Regions from separate parts of the Mus musculus genome. Here all the other regions are linked to region 2. Evidence: chromatin loops called from intact Hi-C (ENCODE). Cell type or tissue: heart. All regions are shown on one strand. Each heading gives the region's core, and the rest is flanking DNA. Links, peaks and the distances in the headings are about the cores only.

Region 1 (6,093 bases), core at 1,775-4,274, 120 kb after region 2:
CTTGAGATAGATAGATAGATAGATAGATAGATAGATAGATAGATAGATAGATAGATAGATAGCCCTGGCACATGTTTGTTTGTTTCCTCCTAATCCAGGCTGGCTGGCCTCAAACTCACTAAGTAGCCAAGGATGGCCTTGACTTCCGGATCCACTTGTTTCAACCTTTCCAACCCTGGGATTACAAGAACCATACACAAATCTTCACATTTGTTTTTTAAAGCCATGGTTACAGATGCAAATGCCATGAATACCAGATGCAATCACCATGGCTACAGAGGCAATCAGTCTTCTCTTCATTTGTGTCAAGTCATCACACTGTACCTGTGTTAGTGTAGAGTCTTCTAATGACTACTCTAACTTCATCTCCCAGCTCATTTTCTACATACTTTGGAACTTTCCCATTGATACCAGCACAGAATATAGACACTTCAACATCTTTACAAAATTACTCTCCATTGAACCTCATGACTTGTGCCTTAGAGCATTCGACTTTCTAATCCCATTGTTGAGGTTTGGGGCTTGCTTTCTATTGTAATGATGATTGTGGGAACCCAAAATCTGGAGTCCATAGACCCTATGTGACCTTGACTCCAAATTATTTCTAATTGGTGAATAAAGATGTTGACATCCAATAGCTGGGCAGAAGAGATGTAGGCGGGGTTTAAGATTCCCAGACTTGGTGATCAGAGGAGAACCGGGAGAAGGAGAATATGGAGGAAGAGAAGTCGCAATGAGTTAGGTGAGTTTAAGTGAACACTGCCCTGAGGGTTGGCCAATTGGAGTTAAGAGCATGAGCCTGCTGCATTACAAAACATCATCTGTACTTTGGTCTGTCATGGCTCCCTAGCTGGGGTTGAGTGTAGAGAACAAGCAAAAGAAACTTATTCTAAGTACTGCCAACTCGTTTTCCAACTAAATTCAAGGTCCGAGTCCTTAGGGGAGCTGGGGACTTCCCTGTAGCTGAACATCTTCTGTTGTAAACAGGTTGTCTGAGTCCACACATCTCAAGGACAACTTCTCCATTTTGCTGGTGGGTCAAACAAGGTCATGTTCCCAGGACTAGGAATGAATACCTATCCCACTTCTCCAAACAAATGCTTTCTCAATTGTCTGTTGACTTGTAAAGACTATTGCTGTTATATAAACTATGGTGCATAAGTTCTAAAACATATATAACCATTTGCCTGTTATTCCCTAATTAACTGAATGCCACTGGCCTGCTCCTTTGTCCCCTTATCACCCTGAGCTCCAGGCCCAATGTCTAGGAGAGTGAATTAAGGACCTGGAAGTCAGGTGCCCTGGATATGGCTCAGTCTCCAACGGGTGCTCCCTTGCTTAGCCCATAATGTCAAAATACAGTTGAATAACACAGCGGCTCTCCCCAGCTCCCCCTTGCTTTGTGCTCCCATCCTTTAAAAATGTTGTACAGTCTCCCTACAGGGACATGGTTCAGATGCTGACCTAGCCAACTCCCTGACCCCCAGAAAATAGACTTTCATTTTTAAGCTTCTGGAACGGAAGTGCGTTTTCTCGGTTTCCACCCCAAACCCAACAGTGAGTCGATTTTTGTCAGAGACCTCAGAGGCCTTCTTGTCTTTTAGTGTCTCAGAGCTTTTATGAGTTCTCGTTTTCATCCCTTGGTTCGTAGCCAAAGCTTTGCCCTCCTTAGAGGTAGTTTCTGTGGCTGTCCATTTGAGGCGGCCCTCACCCCTTTATAATATTTACCATAAACTAAAACTGTCTCTCTCATACTGGCTTGTTAAAGCTCTGCCTCCCCATTGGAAAGTCAGCTGTAGAGGGTGGGGATCATTTGGCTCATCTCCCATTGTGTCAGCAGGGTCTCTGGCTGTGTCCTCGGGATCACAGCTACTCCCTGCCTGTGCTGGGGGTTTAAACAAGCAGACGGGCCTGGGCTCAGACCTGTGCACATGCTTTTGGTCTGTCTGAACGCTCTTGCTTACTCTCTCACTCTCTATGTCATACCACTGTTTACAGTTTCCAAAGAGAAATGCAGAGCAGGAAATTATCCAGCCTAACATCTATCAACAGAGGCTCCAGAGTGGTTTGTTCGCCCCGCCCAGGAGATTTCCCAGGACCCTTCTCTCTACCTTTGCCTTTGACCCTTTCTCCTGATGATTCAGGCCGAGACAGCTCTGATGGCTGCCTTTCTTGCCTTGCATTTCTTGGGGCCACCTTGAACCTACTCAGGCTCCTGGCAGGACCTGCCATACAGGAACCCAAACATATCCATTATCACCCAAAATAGGCAGGATAGGTCAGAGTTTTAGACTCTTTGGACTTTGGCCATTTCGTAGTCCTTGGTGATAGAGCCTGGATAGACTCTTCACTTTTTCTGAGAATCTAAAGTTTCTGATCAGCACCCTAGAACAACCTAAGCCAAAAAGCTTTTTTTTTTTTTTTTTTTTGCAAACATTTAAATATGCATGTGTCAGAATTCTCTCTTGTGAAACGATATTTGCACCTCCTAACTTCATCCCTTTTCATCTTGAACCTTGCATCCACTGCTCTGTGAGTTCGATATACATCCATAGGGAAAAGCCGCTGACACTTCTAGAATTCACTTGTGCCAACGCTCTTTGAAATTGTAAGGATTTTTTGTTTGTTTTTTTTTTTGTTTGTTTGTTTGAGAAGCATCTCAGTGGTTTGGCCGGAGCCTGAGAAATAGCTCTGCAGTGATTTGCACAACACACTGGTATGTCGGGAGTGTGCACACGCAGATCCTGGAAGTGGATTGCCTGAGCAGCCGGCAGATGAAGCGTTTTGCCCTTGTCTGCTTGAGAACAGATAAAAAGCCTGGATCAGACAGAGTGAAATGTGGCCATTTGGCAAGGGCTTTCCAGGGAGAAGAAAAGGTCTGGCAACCAGCAGCCTTTGAAGCTTCAGATCTCCTAGGAGAGAGAATTGAGTGCCTGTAATTAGAAATTTTATATCAGGTATTAGATTCACAAAATGGGCAGGGAATGTTCTGGAAGCCTGACTTCTGAGGACAGGGAGTCACTGTATGCATGTCTGCATTGGGACTGCCCAAAGGGAATAACTTATTGGGGGAGGGGGGGGGTGAGAACTAGACCTGGCAGCTGTCCAGCAAGACGAAGAGCAACATGTTATCCAAGAAGAGGCCGGGGGCCAAGCCCCAGAGGCTCTGAAAGGACAAAGAGCCCACTGTTCCACAGAAACAAGGACCAAGAGGCCTCCTTTAACCTCGTTGCTTTTACTCAAACATTTAGCAGTAAATTCACCTTTGTGCCTTTAATGATACAAATCTGGGCAGAGAGTGCACCTTTGGGTGCATCTGACAGTTAATGGAAATTTGGAAATCACAATGCATTTTTCGGGAAGACACAATGGACGGCAATGTGGGGGTCTCGGGGTGGATACAGTTCTGCACTTGCTGGCACTAAGCTATGTTTATCTCCAAGCCTTTGTGGGTAGAGTACAGTGACTCATTTGTGCACAGGGCCATATAGTTCTTTCTGGATTGTGATAAACATTCAGACCCAAGGTTAAGGAAATTCGAGGCAAACTGTGCCAATATAACTATATTGTTTAAGCTCATCAAATGCTTCAGGAATTAAATCAAATTACTATGCATTTATCAAGCATCTGTCTTACCACGTGAGGGCTCACGGGCAAAAGCAAACTGGTTTGAAATGCAAGGAAACGGAAAACAAAGAGATTACAGCCAATCTTTTCTGAATTGTCTTCCCAGAGTGAAAGACAGGATGCTCACGAACTTACCAACAGCTGAAGGAAACGTTTCTGGGAACTCTCACACATAGCACAGCCAAAGCAAATATTTTGATCGGGAAGAAAACAAAGGTTGAAATGAATGTAAAACTGACCTTCACAGAAGATTCGAGATGAGTCTCGTGATGACAAAAAATGCTAAGCATGTCCTTAGGTGTAGGACAAACTGTTCAAAGGTTAAAGGGCCGGGGCAGCATATCGGAAGACCAATTTAAACATCTTAGTCTGTGGAAAACAAGTTCTGTGTAATTTCTTTTTGTGGTGCTGAGGGTTAGACCCAGAGTCTCCCATGTAGTAGGCAAGCACACCACCTCTGTACTGCTGCCCTAGCTCCACAGCCTCTTTTCTTGAGGGTCTCATTAGATCTCCCAGGCAGGCATGAACTTGCTATAGATATGTCTCAGAATATAGAGTTTCGTTAGGTCTTAAATTTCCAGCCTTCCGACTCAGCCTCGCAAGTCCGAGTTAGCCATGCTGGGATAATTGTTCTTCTTTCTTTCTCTTTAAATCTTTGTTTCCTCTCCATTCCCATTTTAACTCCCTCTTCTGTCCTCCCTCGCTTGCTTCCTCCTTCTTTTCCTCTTCCTTCTTCCCCCATTCTTTTCTTTTTCTTTTTCCCTCTTTTCCGTCATCCTTCTGTGTCTTAACATTAGGAAGAAAAGAGCAAAAATAATTATTCTGTTGAAAGCCATGAGTTAGAATTTGGCCAAGGCAATTCAGATGGCAGTGAACTACATTTGTACTAGGTAATTGACTGTACTTTAGCAACATTAATTTGTTGACTGATGGCTGCTAAGAGCAATTAGTCTCTACCATGGGTCCTTAAATTCAGAAGGTTCTTGAAGACACTGAGCCAGTAGAGACCATCTCCAATCACTCTGTGCTACCATCAGAGAATACCTTAGGCTGGATTGCCATAATAAACAGAAATGCGATACCCTTGAAGGTGGGAAGGCCAAGACGTAGGAGCCACATCTGGCAAGGCTCTTTTTGCTACACATTTAAATGAAGAAGTTGATGACTCCCACATTTGAAGTTAGAGATTTGCCACAGGCCTGGTGCCAGCTGGATTTACACAGTGGTGAGTACCAGGACAGCGAGGCTGTACAGTAAGATGTTTTCTTAAAGACAAACAAGAAAGGATGATGGTGGAGTGCTCTGTCTCTTTGGCTGAGTTATCTCTTTCTCTGGTCCTCTCTGTTCCATTCTCTAACACTAAACCCAGGGCACTTCTACCTTAATGCTTTCTGTCTTTACCCTCCCTAAGTATTTTCTCTGTGTGTCTGTGTCTGTCTGTCTCCCCCATTCCCCTTCTCTCTCTCTCTCTCTCTCTCTCTCTCTCTCTCTCTCTCTCTCTCTCTCTCTCTCTGTGTGTGTGTGTGTGTGTGTGTGTGTGTGTGTGTGCATTTGTGAGCATTCACTCAGAGGCCAGAAGAGGATGCAGGTATCTTCCTTTATTGGCTTTACCTGTGCAGCCTGGTGTTTGCATAGAGGGGGCCATTCCTACTACAGGGGTTCATCCCTGGGTAAGCACAAACTGAAGCTTGATGTTAGTAGATATATTTCTCCCCAAGATTAGAGGCTCTGAGGCCCATGCATCCAGGTAGAGTGTCAGAGCTTTTTGCTTCTTGGAGAACGGAGCTAATGAATGTTGTAGGCCTGGATTCCTTCCCTTGATACTGAGCTCCTGGGAGAGGCATGCCTACTTCTGCTCCTCCACCTCACCCTTGATCTTCAACAGGAGCCTGGAAACTTAATTTGGGAAATGGCCAGGGAAAAGAGTTTTCCAGAGCAGAAGCAGGTGATAGAATAATGTCTGCCAGTTTCCACAGCAGTGCCCAGCGTGGAAATTGAACTAGTCTATCATTAGTTGACGATGTTTCACATTCCGGGATCGGTTTTAAAGTATGGTGAGAAATATGGGAAGGTAAAATACTGAAAACTAGCTTTTTATTACTTTCTTCCTTACAGGCAAGCTGTAATAGTTTGTATTGCTTTTAGTGTCTTTAATTCCCCTTTGTATCATTCTCTGGTGATTTCTGCATTCCTATCAATGGTAAATCTGATATTTATTAGTGCCCACTTTGCTCACTACTTCATTGTGCAGTAGTCCCACACAGTGGAGTGGGAGTGGGGGAAGCAGAATTTCTGAGTACAACACTGGTGTACAGATATGCTAGGGGCTAGCCTGGGGAGCTGGAAGAGTGTCTTGGGCCACCCTGTGCTCCTATAACAGAACATCCCGCACCGGACAATGTATGTAGAACAGAAATTTGGCTGGATGAGAAAGGTGTTTGTTGCCAAGCTCGAAGACCTGAGTTC
Region 2 (6,093 bases), core at 2,205-4,704:
CTTCGTTGCAAGTTCAAGACCAGCCTGGGCTATGAGAGACCTTGTCTCAAAAGCCCAAACAACTTTAATTGTTGTAAAACTGTAATTTATATAATCCTAGCATCTTCATATAATTTTTAAACTGATAGAGTCCTTGTAGACCATCTGGTTCGACCCTTGAATCTTGACCCCCCCCAAAAAAATAATTTAAGGTAAAATAAAGCCAAGCAGTTATATTGGACATACTTAGGGCTTCTATTGCAGTATTTGCACACATACTTTCCGAAAGGTTCAAAGAAAGCTCTGAATACAAAAATCAAGGACTGCTGTCTATACCATAGTATATCCTTATCACTTCAAACTGACTTTTGTCACACAGATCACGATATTATGATTCTTTGCTACAGCTGTCCCCCTAAAGGCCGAGTGTCAATCAGGATGGGTCTGAGAAGATAAGACTGTCAACTGAAAAATGTGGACGGAAAAAAAAAAATAATGCAAACTAGCTGGGATAATGTAATCAAAAGAAATAGCTGCTGGAACAGACAGCTAAGGCACAGAGTAGTTGGAAACCGTAACGGAGCTGTGGGGCTGCTTCCAGAAGGGTCTCATGCAGGGTGGGAGACAGCAGCAGAAGACAGCGGTGTAAATGGCCCTGTGTACGTATGTTACATAAGCCCCTGACAGGAGACAGCAGAATTCTTACAGATACCCACGGGGCACTCCTCAAGCACAGGCTGTACAAACAGGTCCGTGGCTGCTGTGTAAAAGTGCTAAAGGGCTTTCTTTCCAAGTTCTCAAACCAGCTTGGTCCTCTTGACCAGAGGAAATGCCCCAGGCAGAACACATTAAGGCTAATTCTGTTCCCAGCCCGGGCGGTCGGACAAGGTGGTTGCCACACAGTGCAGCCCAAAGGAACATCAGAACATTATGTAATCACTCCGCAGCTCTGGGATGAGATCAGTTCTCTCGCTAGGCAAGCAGGCTTTTCCTTTATTCCACCTACTCCCATTGTAGAGATACTGTCCCCACTGAGAAAAGGCTTCCAGCTTATAGCTGGAAAAAGAATTCATTCTCTCTCTCCCTCTCTCTGTATTAACCAAACCAATTTAGCTGTGACTTCTGTGTGGCTATAGAAGAACACAAGCCCTCACTGCTTAATTGAAGTATCTTCCTTTGGATAGAGAAATCAGAGAAATTAAGAAATAAAAGCAAAGTGTACAGCTATAGACAGTTACTGTGAAATAAAAATTAAATTATGGTGAGCATATGAAAAATCCTTAAGAGCTCAAAAATAAGACTGCTACTTCATAAATGGCAAGACTGATTCAAAGCTCCCCTGCAAAGTGAATTCTGACGTTTGTCTGAGAGTTTGAAACCTTTACAACCCTGGAATAAAAAACAGAGAAATGACATCATTGATGCTTGCTTAGCGTGGGAGGAGTTATAGTTTTAGAATTTAAAGACCATATACCTATATAATATCAGTGAGAATGTATATTTGAAGCTGGGCATGGCTGTGCACACCTGTAATCCCAGTACTTGGGGAGGAAAATGAAGGAAGGGCAGAGTTCAAGGCCTATCTGGGCTTGAGGAGACTCAAGGTGTCTCCACAAACAAGATATAGAGTTGTTGTGATTGGGTGCTTGACTATGGGTCTATTCTAGATTAAAATGTGCATCCGGACAAAAGAGATATGATAATTTGCTATGACAATTTTTACCTGTGAATTCTAAACATGTTTTCAAGACCAAGAGTGTTTGTACTAGGTTCAGGAAAACAATACTAAAACCAGAACCCTTAATCCTTTTAGGGAATCAGCTCTCTCATCTCAGGGGAAGACAGTCATTTAAAAAAATCAACATGATGTTTGCTTTTAGCTGGAACGTTTCCAGAAAACATGTCCAAACAGCCCAGACTGCTATTATATATCCAAAAATTTTATAGGGTATTAGTGGCCTGTTTCTTTACAGTAATTTTCATTAGATCATTAAAAAACAAACAAACAAAAACAAAAACTCTCCTTACTACTTGTACCATGGACACAAACGACTGATTTTAAGTCAAAACTAAAATTACCCAAGTGACAATAGGTATTAAAAAGTGTTAGTGAAAAACGAAGCAGCACCCGCTGTTAGTATTCATAGGTATCAAATGTCAGAAGCCCTAAAAAGGCAAAAAGAAAACTTAGGCAAAAATTATATTTATATTTAAAAGAATATTACTGTACATCACTTTTAAAAATTGAATCCAGTGACAGCATCACTCAGTGCTAACCGGGGATGTGGTAACACAAAGGTTACCTATTTTGTAGGGATGGGAGCAAATTCCTATGTTTTGGTTCCAGTTTCACTTATTCAGAAGTACCCACAAAGAGGCTGATAAAAGTCAACTGTTGGGTTACATGGGAACAGCCACAATAGCAATTACTTTCACCTGGAATATTTGTTACAATAATAAAATCACCAGCCAGAAACTACTCCCAGTATACTGTTGTCTTCTCTCTCCAGACCCCAAGGTGTTCACCTGCCAACACCGAAGGCCATTTGTAGGCAAGGGAGTTTGTAAAAGAAAAGGGCTTTTAAAAAATGAAGATGCTTACAGTTGCTGGACTTAGTCCAAGTGCTGTTCAGCCTAGAAACGAAAGTAGGAAACAACAGAGGTTTAGGCTTGTTATGATGTCAGCCATTTTAGGCACAGTATTTATACTGGAAAAAAAGTGCCAAACTCGGTGGTGGCGGTGCCTGTCGCTGCAGGTTCCCGGGCTACCAAGCCAAGTGCAAAGCCGCGGGACCTCGTACACCTGTGCAACTGTCCCCTCGGGGGTCGCCAGGGCCAGGACCCCGCCCCGCTCGCTGCACACACACACACCACGGTACCCGGGAGCGGAGGACCGTCCGGGAAACCGTCCCCGCCGCCGGGACCCCGCCCGCGACCCCAGCCAGGACCTTGCAATCCACCGCCACGGCATCCGGAGGGACGATGAGCGCCTCCTCGCTGCTCTTGGGCTCGTCCTTCTTGGCCTCCTTCTGGGCCAGCGCCGAGTTGAACGTCACCTTCACCATGGTGCGGCCTGGGGCGCCCTAGGCGGCGACGGCGAAGGCTGGGGTCGCGGCTGGCAGGATCCCGGCTGCGAAGGCAGCCTTGTCGGCCGAGCTCAGGGCACGACTCTGCAGCGGAGGAGCGGACTGCGCGACAGCAGCAGCGGCTCAGTGCAGCGCGGTTTCCGGCCTCGCAGCTGGGGCGCGGGCGCAGGGCGGGGGCCCGGAGGGGCGGGGCCTTGAGCGGGGCGGGGCCTGGCTTCACGCCAGACCCTCCCTGGTTCCCCCCACCCCCACCCAGGACTCAGCGGGAATCTGGCCAGGCTTTGTGGAGGGCGCGCCTGGTTGAGCTAGGACTTGTTGCCCCTCTGGGCTGCCTGGATTTTCCGGTTCTGAATTTGCTTCCAACTAGTTCTCCTCAGGGGCCCAGTGTTGCAAGTTGATAAGAAAATGGGGTGAACTCTGTCGGTTGGCTACGTAGGATAAGTTAACTTCTGGTAGCACCAAATTCTCTTTGATTGTGAGCCCAAAGGCCATGGAATTTTTGTGTGAGAAAAACAAACAAACAAACCCAAAAGCTCCGTTTAATCATTTATTAGTAAGCGACTTAGTAGAGCATAGGAATATTTGAAGCACTGTGTCCTAGTGTCCTGGTGATCTGACTTATCTCCCACAGACCTCACCCTAAGGTGTTGCCTGGTTGACTAAGCTGGTCTTTTCTTCCTCCCTCAGAGGTCAGTTCCTGCCCAGCCTAATCTCAAGCCAATGACCAGGAACCCTCTTCATCCATTTGTATTCCTAAAATTCTAAACTGGTAAAACAAAATGTACCAACCGAGCTCATTTGTATAAGCAAGCCAAAACAAAACAAAACAAAAAACCATATTTGCCTTAGGCCAATCTGTGATTTGTGACAACGTACTTAGGACAAGTTCTTATTTTTCTTCAAAATAAAAAATTCTCCTTTTTTGAAGAGGTTTTTGCTTCTGGTTGACAGAAGACATTGGCCCACACACTGGGTTTACAGCCATGTCTCCAGATGGTCCTTTGGTCAAATGACTGATCCTGTAGCCTTCTCCATATCCTCTCCTTGTCCACCTACAGGAGTGTCTGTTGGCCAGAAGGATTCTGCTGTGTGAGCTCTGGCCTAGGCCAACCTTGAAGACAGCAGTTGAGACCAGAGTTCTTGAGCCCCTGGCTCTATTCAAGGAGGGAATTATCTTTATTTCTTTTTATTTTTAAATATTTAATTTTTATGCCTATGATTTTTTTTTTTTTTTTTTTTTTTTTTTTTTGCCTACATGTACCTGTGCCTAAGGAAGTCAGAAAAATGAGTCAAGTCCCGTGGAACTGGGGTTACAAATGGTTGAGAACCGCCATGCGGTTGCTGGGAACCAAGCCTTGGGTCTTCTGGAAGAGCAACAAATGCTTTTAACTGCCGAGCCGTCTCTCCATTCCCATATTTCTATTTTTGCCTCTGGGACTGAGTAGGACTCCGTTTCATGAAAGAGAAGGTGAGGGGGTGGATGGTTTTATAAATAGAGAAAAAAAAAGTAAGCAGAGGAAAGCAGATTGTCATTCCAGAGTCACACTGGAAGCCAAGACAAGAAAGCAGAACAGCGGAACCATAGCTCACTGGTTAGTACTAAGGTCACACAGTGTCAGATAAACAACTGCTGATAGTTGAGTCAATAGAGTAGATGTATGAGTTGGTCGGTCCTGAAAGAGGTTATTCCTACTACAGATGAGTTTTAATAGGCATCAAATAGTATGGTATATTAAAAACAAAACAAAAAACCCAGACCCTTACGGGGAAGAAAACTTCCCCTTTAAAACCAGGAGAGACACTTCCTCAATGGTGAGAGTAAAAAAATAAGAGAAGGTTGAGCTGCCTTGAGAGGGATGGTGGGGAGCAACCAGAGGAGCCTCTTCTGAGGAGGTTTTTAAGCCATCCCAGAGCAAAGGAAATAGCAGACTTCTCTAAGTTTTGGAGGGTCTGGTTAAAAGTTTTGCATCATGTGATTTAGCTCAACATATCAGACACAACAAAGATCATGGAGGATTCAGGTACTGTTTAGGACCACAATGATGGGGGTGGGGTGGGAGTGGGGTAGGTGGGGACTCCCCTGCTAGGTATAAGAGCTTCTTAACTCAAGGCTAGGTCTGATCTCCTTAGGAGCTTGCCTTGTAAGTGTAACCTCTGTCTTTTTAAGGGTTAAAGGGGGGAGAGTTCATTAGCACGACAGTTAGAGCAAACCTGTTGGAGAAGTTGAAACTGTTGTATCTTCAATCCTAATTTCTCAAGGACAAATCATTTCCATGGTGACAATGACCTTCCCTCCATTTTGATTTTTAGAACCTCTTGCAGGAGCTTAAAACAAGGTCTTCATACAACTTTTTAAAAGAGATGTTTATATGGCCTTGTCGGACATCAATGGGAGCAGAGGCTCTTGGTCCTGTGAAGGTTACACGCCCCAGTGTAGGGGAATGCCAGGTCAGGGAAGCAGGAGTGGGTGGGTTGGTGAGCAGGAGGAGGAGGGATGGGATAAGAGGTCTTCGGAGGGGAAACCAGGAAAGGGGATAACATTTGAAATGTTAATAAAGAAAATATCTAACAAAAAAAACCTAATAAAAAAAAAAGAGAGATATTTGTGAGTGGGAAGATGGGCATCCGTGTGCCATGATGCATGTGTGGAGGTCAGAGGATAATTTACAGGAATTAGTTCTCTCTTTCTACCACGTAGGATCTCGGATTGAATACCAGGCTTTGCAGTAAGTGCCACCACCCTCTGAGCCACCTCAATGCCCCTTTAAAGTTTTATTCAAACCTTCTGTGCTGGTTAATTATGCCTGTTAACTTGACGTGACCTAGAATCAGCTGGGAATTATCTAGATCAGGTTTATCGGTGGGGGATTGTCTTACTCATTAATTGATTTGAATGGACCCAGCCTACTGTGGGCAGCACCATTCCCTAGGCATTTTCCTGACCTGTATAGCAACGAAGACTAGCTGAGCAGAAAGAAGCAAGCAGCTCACATGGGTTTGTTTCTCTCTGCTCTTGACTGTGAATGCT
Region 3 (6,093 bases), core at 1,775-4,274, 140 kb before region 2:
CTACCGAAAAAGAAATTTAAAATACTGGGTAAATCTTACCTATCTAGACAAAAGAGTATCACAACAAAATGTATGTTATTTTCCTTTTTGAGTAACAAAATGTGAGGTAAGTTACGTATTTTAGGGTTTTCTATTTCCCCCTTACTCACAAACATACATGAAAACACTGAGACTGTAACCTTTTATTACTTTAAAATGACAGTATCAATCCTGCCATTCCTGCTCCTCCTCAAACAGTTTTCAACATCTTCATAAAGGGACAGATGGTAGAAGCCTTCTTTTTACACTGCCTTTCTTCAAAGAAAGGAAGATCAGAGTATTGTCATGGAAGACAGCTTTATGGCACCCTAAAAACTGGCTCCAAACTTAATATGTATGCTGTTCATTGTCTTTCCATAGGGGGAAAAAAAATCAAGATACTATCAAGGTTCTGAACAAGCCTTAATATTTACATTTGAAATAGTAACAATGAATTTGAAGTATAAATCCTAATTATAAGCACTGATCATTAGAGAAATTGGCCACTCGACCAGGAAACAGAAAACAGAAAATGAAGCAGAGTTCATACTTCCAATGCAGAAAGACTAATTTGTGGATGAAACAGCTACAGAAAATGCATTTGGTTATATGTGGTAGAACCCTAATGAACGTAATTTTTTGACATATATTAAATTATTAATGCCTAGAAGAATCTTTGCTAGTTTCTCAGCAACTAAACTTTAATGCTTACAGGCCATCCAACTCCAGATGGAAGGAAGATAAGACCCACTATTTTTCACTATAAATTTAGTTGTTCAATGGAAAGCATGTTATAAAAAGTTCTTACACAAGGACAACATTTCAAAGTAATCATAAAATAACCTGTTTGAACTAGCCTGAAAACTAAATTACCCATTGGTAACATGACTTCTGAAATGTTCAAAATTCAAGGGGAATAATCAAGAAACTTATGGGTATAGAACATATTTGAATTGACAATTACTTGGTGACTGACAATATGGCTCAATCAGCAGTATTTTCTAGAGACACTTATATTCATACAAGTATGAACTCTTAAATTTTTATTTTATCTTACCATTTTTACTCATCTGCTATTTTTCAAAGATGGATTTTTAGTATTGTTAACTCTGTGTGTGTGTGTGTGTGTGTGTGTTTGCGCGGGCGCACGCATGCACTCGCTTAGTTTAGATCCCCTAAAGCTGCAGTTACAGGTGATTCTAAGCACCAACCATGGATACTGTGAACTGACCTTGGGTTCTCTGGAAAAGCAGTGTGTTCTCTTAACCTCTGAGCCTTCTTTCCAAAAGAAAACTTTTTTTTTTTAATAAAAGAAAAATTATCACAACAGGCCAATTATTTAAAAAATTGTTAGGTAACTCCAGAAAAACTCCTCCCCTTATCTATTTGTTTGAGTAGTACCTACACTGAGTATTAATTCATTTGGTTCTAATAATTACCCTATTCTCATTCTCTCTCTCTCTCTCTCACACACACACACACACACACACACACACACGTACATACACACAGATAAAGAATACGAGACTGTCAAATATTCAGTGTTCTGAATGACAACTGCAATGGTGATCTGCATTTTATTCTCCATAAATAATTTTAACATTCTCCTTAACTAACTGTGATATGACCAAATGTATACTCATCATGCTTAGCATACCAAGTGGGTCTTTTCTGAGTGAAGCCCTATGTTATCAACAGATGTAGAAAATTTCCTCCGTTATTATTATTTATTATTATTATATTCTTTCCCTGATTACCCCCTCCCACCCCCCCCCCCCACACACACACACTGATCTTTCTTGGAGAGAAGAATAGAGAGAAAATGAACCAAGTACTCCTTGATACGAAGATAAGAAGTAACGTAACCTAATCCAATAGCACAGAAGTTTCTTGTATTTTCCTTCCCAGGAAAAATTACCTCTGCATTCCTAGCACACTCAGATCTGCTATAGAAGTCTCAGGGTAGCTGTTCCTGCTCAGATTTTCCATTTGACATCAATAGGAAACTGCATGCCTGGGTGTTTATGTGCATACAAAATTTGAAGGTTGAGCTGGGCGGTGGTGGCACACGCCTTTAAACCCAACACGTGGGAAGCAGAAGCAGGCGAATTTCTGAGTTCGAGGCCAGCCTGGTCTACAAAGTGAGTTCCAGGACAGCCAGGGCTATACAGAGAAACCCTGTCTCAAAAAAACCAAAACCAAACCAAAACCAAAACCAAAACCAAAACAAAAAAAGAACCCATCAAAAAATTGAAGGTTAGCTGGTCAGGCATGTATAGATGGTCCCTGACTTACAGGATGCTCACTTACTTTTTAATACAGCATGAAAGTAGTATACATTATGTGGAAACTGTACTTCAAACTGAATTCTCTTTTCCCAGTTAGTAATATGTTCCATGATATCTCTTCAGTACAAGGCAGCAACAGAGTTACAAGCTTCCTGGCAGCCACTTCATGACAGGCCAAACAAGTTACTCTGTGGGTTAATGGCATCAAAGGCATTTTTGACTTATGATATTCACAGCTTGCAATGGGTTTATGAGGACAATTCCCACAGTTAGACAGAATTGCTTACATGTGTATAGATTATGCACTGCACAATAATTAATACTAGGCTTCAATCCAAGCTGCATACCTCTGATTTACCCGAAGAGGAGCAGACACACTTGCAAGTTCCTGACAGACTGGCATGGGTCTCTGAGGCAAGGGTCCAGGAACTTCATGTTTGCAGACACCCACCACCACCATCCACCAACATGGTAGAATCACAAATTCTTGAACTCCAACCCAGAAACTTTGGGGTTGTACCTAACAATCTGTAACCTGTGTTTTTATAAGTCTCAGATAATTTTGATACATACCAGTTGGTACTCTAGAGAATTCTGGCAATGACAATTCCTGTATTTGCTTCGAGGCTGAAGCTCCCATCTCCCTGAAAGCACTTTGCTGTGTGTGTTCTTTGTATTATGATCTGTTCTATTCTGTTACACCCATCAAAACACCCTCATTTAGTTTTTATCCTCATAAAATGAATTAATCCCTCTACTTTCTTTGTTCTTTTCCTCTTGACAGTCTCAGCTCTGCTGCGTTTGTCCCGTCTATGTGAGTCCTAGTGTGAGAGTACATTTCTGTTGTTCTACAATGTCCTGAGAATAGAGGAAGTAAAGATTTGTGCTCAGAAGTTTGTTAGTTTGAACTAGAAAAATCATTTTAAGAAATAAGTATATAAAAGGTTAGCTGGATAGAAACAACAAGAGAAAGGGGAGGGAAGGATACTGGAGGAGATGGGAGAGAGAGGAAAGGCACTGTACAGTATAAGTTACACATGGGAAGTCACACTAATAATAAACACCTTTACTACAGCGAAAAACAACAAAGGCTTCTTTCATAAATCTTTTCATTCTGAACAACATAATCTTCAAAATAATATTTTTAATAAGAGCTACTTCTCCAACCATACACTAGCAAGATTTTATCGAAAGGACCCAGATGTAGCTGTCTCTTGTGAGACTATGCCGGGGCCTAGCAAACACAGAAGTGGATGCTCACAGTCAGCTAATGGATGGATCAAAATTGGGCTATATTTTATGTGCTGGTCTTTAGGACGTCTCCGAGTAAAGAGACTAGAACACATAGTTCAGTAAAATTTTAGCTACTGAAGAGAAAAACAACAACAACAAAATATGTTGGTTTTAAAAAACAGAGGAAGGAGCCAGAGGAGAAGGAAGAGGAGAGGAAGGGAAGGAGGAAGAGGAGGAGGATGTAGAAGAGGAGGAGGAGGAGGTTGCAAAAGCAGGTTGCAGAGAGAACATATTTGCATGTCAGAGCAATCTTCAGCATTTTCCAAGAACAGGAATCGGTCGCCTTCCATTTGAATTGAACTGTGGAAAAGTTTGCTTCAGATCAACCTGTTAAACTATGAAGTCACATGAGCCTGGTGGTGTCTCATACGCACAGCACAACGCTACAAATATCCCATCTGGAAAGACAATGTAACAGCTATTCTAAGGAACAAATGAATCCAGTGACTCCTATACCCAATCCTCTCTGGGCTGTTCTCATTTCAATGTTTACAGAAAAGAAACAAAACAAAATGAAAACAATGAATTTTAAAACTAGTATTTCTTAGTATGAAAAGGAAAAAAATCCCAGAAAAATTACCCTAAAATATGCTATGAGCATAATGATAAAAATGACAAAGCATTTTAATTCCAAAAATAAAAGTGACTTAAAAACAATTATCTATTAGATGTTTTTGAAAGAAATCATAAGAGAGCATAATAAAATCTTAAAGGGAAATTCTATTATATATAATTCTCTTGTTTTTTGTTTTCCTTTTTCTGAAAGAAAGGAACCTGGGGTACTAGGCATGTTAAGCTGCCTTCTACCTTGTACTACACAGCAGAGGCTGGTCTTGAATTCAGTACCCTTCTGTCTTTGCCTTCCGAGTGCTTAGGTTACAGATATACACAACCATGTCTAGCTTCTCTGTTATATTTTAGTGAATGGTAATACACAAACAAATAACAAAAAAGCCACCTAAAATGTAGCAATAATAATTTTGTTTTTGTTTTTTTGTTTTTTGAGACAGGGTTTCTCTGTGTAGCCCTGGCTGTCCTGAACCCACTTTGTAGACCAGACTGGCCTCCAACTCAGAAATCCGCCTGCCTCTGCCTCCCGAGTGCTGGGATTAAAGGCGTGAAGGCGTGCGCCACCACGCCTGGCTAGCAATAATAATTCTTAAAAACCCAGAAGAGTTAGAAATAAAATTTCTGTTCTACATTTCATTAACATTGCTTTAAAAATAAACTTTTAAAATTAGGTTTATTTGTCTTCTTGTGCTGGGAAGTAGGGAGAGCACGCAGACACCAGCACACACTTATAGAAGTTACAAGGACTGAGGACTGAACTTAAGCTGTCAGGCTTGGAGCTAAGTACCTTTACCCATGGCCTGTATCTCTGGCCCATATGTCTTAAATCTATCACTTATAGCAACACAGGAAAAGACGAAAATCAAAAACAAACTAACGACTTTTGATATTTGGTGATCTTGAGCAAAATTATAAAATATTAAAAGCCAATAAAGTAAGTTTAAAGAGCACACATGAGAGGGCTATAAATACACATGCTGAAGTGACTCTACAGTGCTGGCCCAGAGGGAGCACCAGGGCATAAGTGCTTAGGAAAGAGAAAAGCTGTGCTGTTTTACAAAATGCAGTCAGTAGCTTCAGATGACTAAAGGACAACCGCCTTATGCCCGGCACTCGGAGTTGTCTTACTCTGCTGGAGAAACCTAGAAAAATCCAGATGCTACCCAGTTAAGATGAGTATTTCATTCATTTCTCTTTTTCTTGCACATCTAGAATTCTATCTTCACTATACTAGTTAGGAAATCACAAGCTGAAACTGGAGATGTCAGGACTGTATTCTCTTATGTCAACGATCCCTGTTCATCTTCTAAATTAGAGCTGGTGTACTTCCATTCCACAGGTAAAGGACAGAAGATACTTCTTAGCCTTTCTACAGTTGCTGTCTCTTGTCCTGTCTGTACTTGAATGGTGAACTAGCATTGCCATGGGGTAATTACTAACATGAATCATAAGCAAAGCAATATAATAAACTCCAACTGCCACTTAGCAGCCAAGAGTAGTCACATCCAACAAAGTGGGGCTCAAAGACCTTTTCCCTCCTGAATATTTACTACTTGGAGAAAGTCACAGGGCAGAGGAGGCAAAGGGAAAAGTTCTCAAAAAGGGGAGTGAGCCAGGATGAACAATCCCAGACTACTGTGCCCTCAGTTCTCTGGTCTTAAATCATTGTATAGGTGAGGAAAGAGAACAAAGCAAGGGAAATCACAATTAAGTGTGATGTTTCTCAATATCCTTTGCATAAGTGATTATTATCCCTCATAACAGCTCCTGAAGCTTGGTGTATCTCCACTTTTAGAGCAGAAAATTCAATATTGTAAGTCATAATTTACTTAGAAATATACAAAGGCATGATATCTGACAATGTCTGAATCTCAGGTTTCCTTATGTATAGCCTAGCGACAGCAGTGCTACTCTTCGAGGCTTC

Evidence for each region. Hi-C counts contacts between places; a loop is a spot of excess contacts. Peaks named below come from ENCODE experiments on the same cell type or tissue, not always from the same donor. Only the 100,000 strongest peaks of a DNase experiment are listed, where the experiment ranks them.
Region 1: a loop joins it to region 2, with 8 times the contacts of the local background. A loop is called at or near these places in 7 of 42 quality-filtered maps.
Region 3: it touches region 2 in a loop (1.9-fold over the local background); 3 of 42 quality-filtered maps call a loop at or near these places.

What each region holds. Positions count from the first base shown.
Region 1 is chr14:73,499,965-73,506,057 of GRCm38, forward strand. No RefSeq gene overlaps it. Among named protein-coding and RNA genes, the nearest start is that of Med4, 7.0 kb to the right of the region's middle. In heart, for the core only: no CTCF peak of the experiment used is centred there; DNase peaks (open chromatin) are centred at 2,067, 2,817 and 3,127; H3K27ac peaks cover 1,195 bases.
Region 2 is chr14:73,382,083-73,388,175 of GRCm38, forward strand. Itm2b (integral membrane protein 2B) reads right to left here and starts at 3,207. Exons shown (of 6, transcript NM_008410.3): 1 at 2,928-3,207. The coding sequence starts at 3,044. In heart, for the core only: no CTCF peak of the experiment used is centred there; a DNase peak (open chromatin) is centred at 3,279; H3K4me3 peaks cover 1,482 bases; H3K27ac peaks cover 1,703 bases.
Region 3 is chr14:73,241,954-73,248,046 of GRCm38, forward strand. All of the region lies in intron 17 of Rb1 (RB transcriptional corepressor 1), which reads right to left. Among named protein-coding and RNA genes, the nearest start is that of Lpar6, 7.1 kb to the left of the region's middle. In heart, for the core only: no CTCF peak of the experiment used is centred there; no DNase peak of the experiment used is centred there.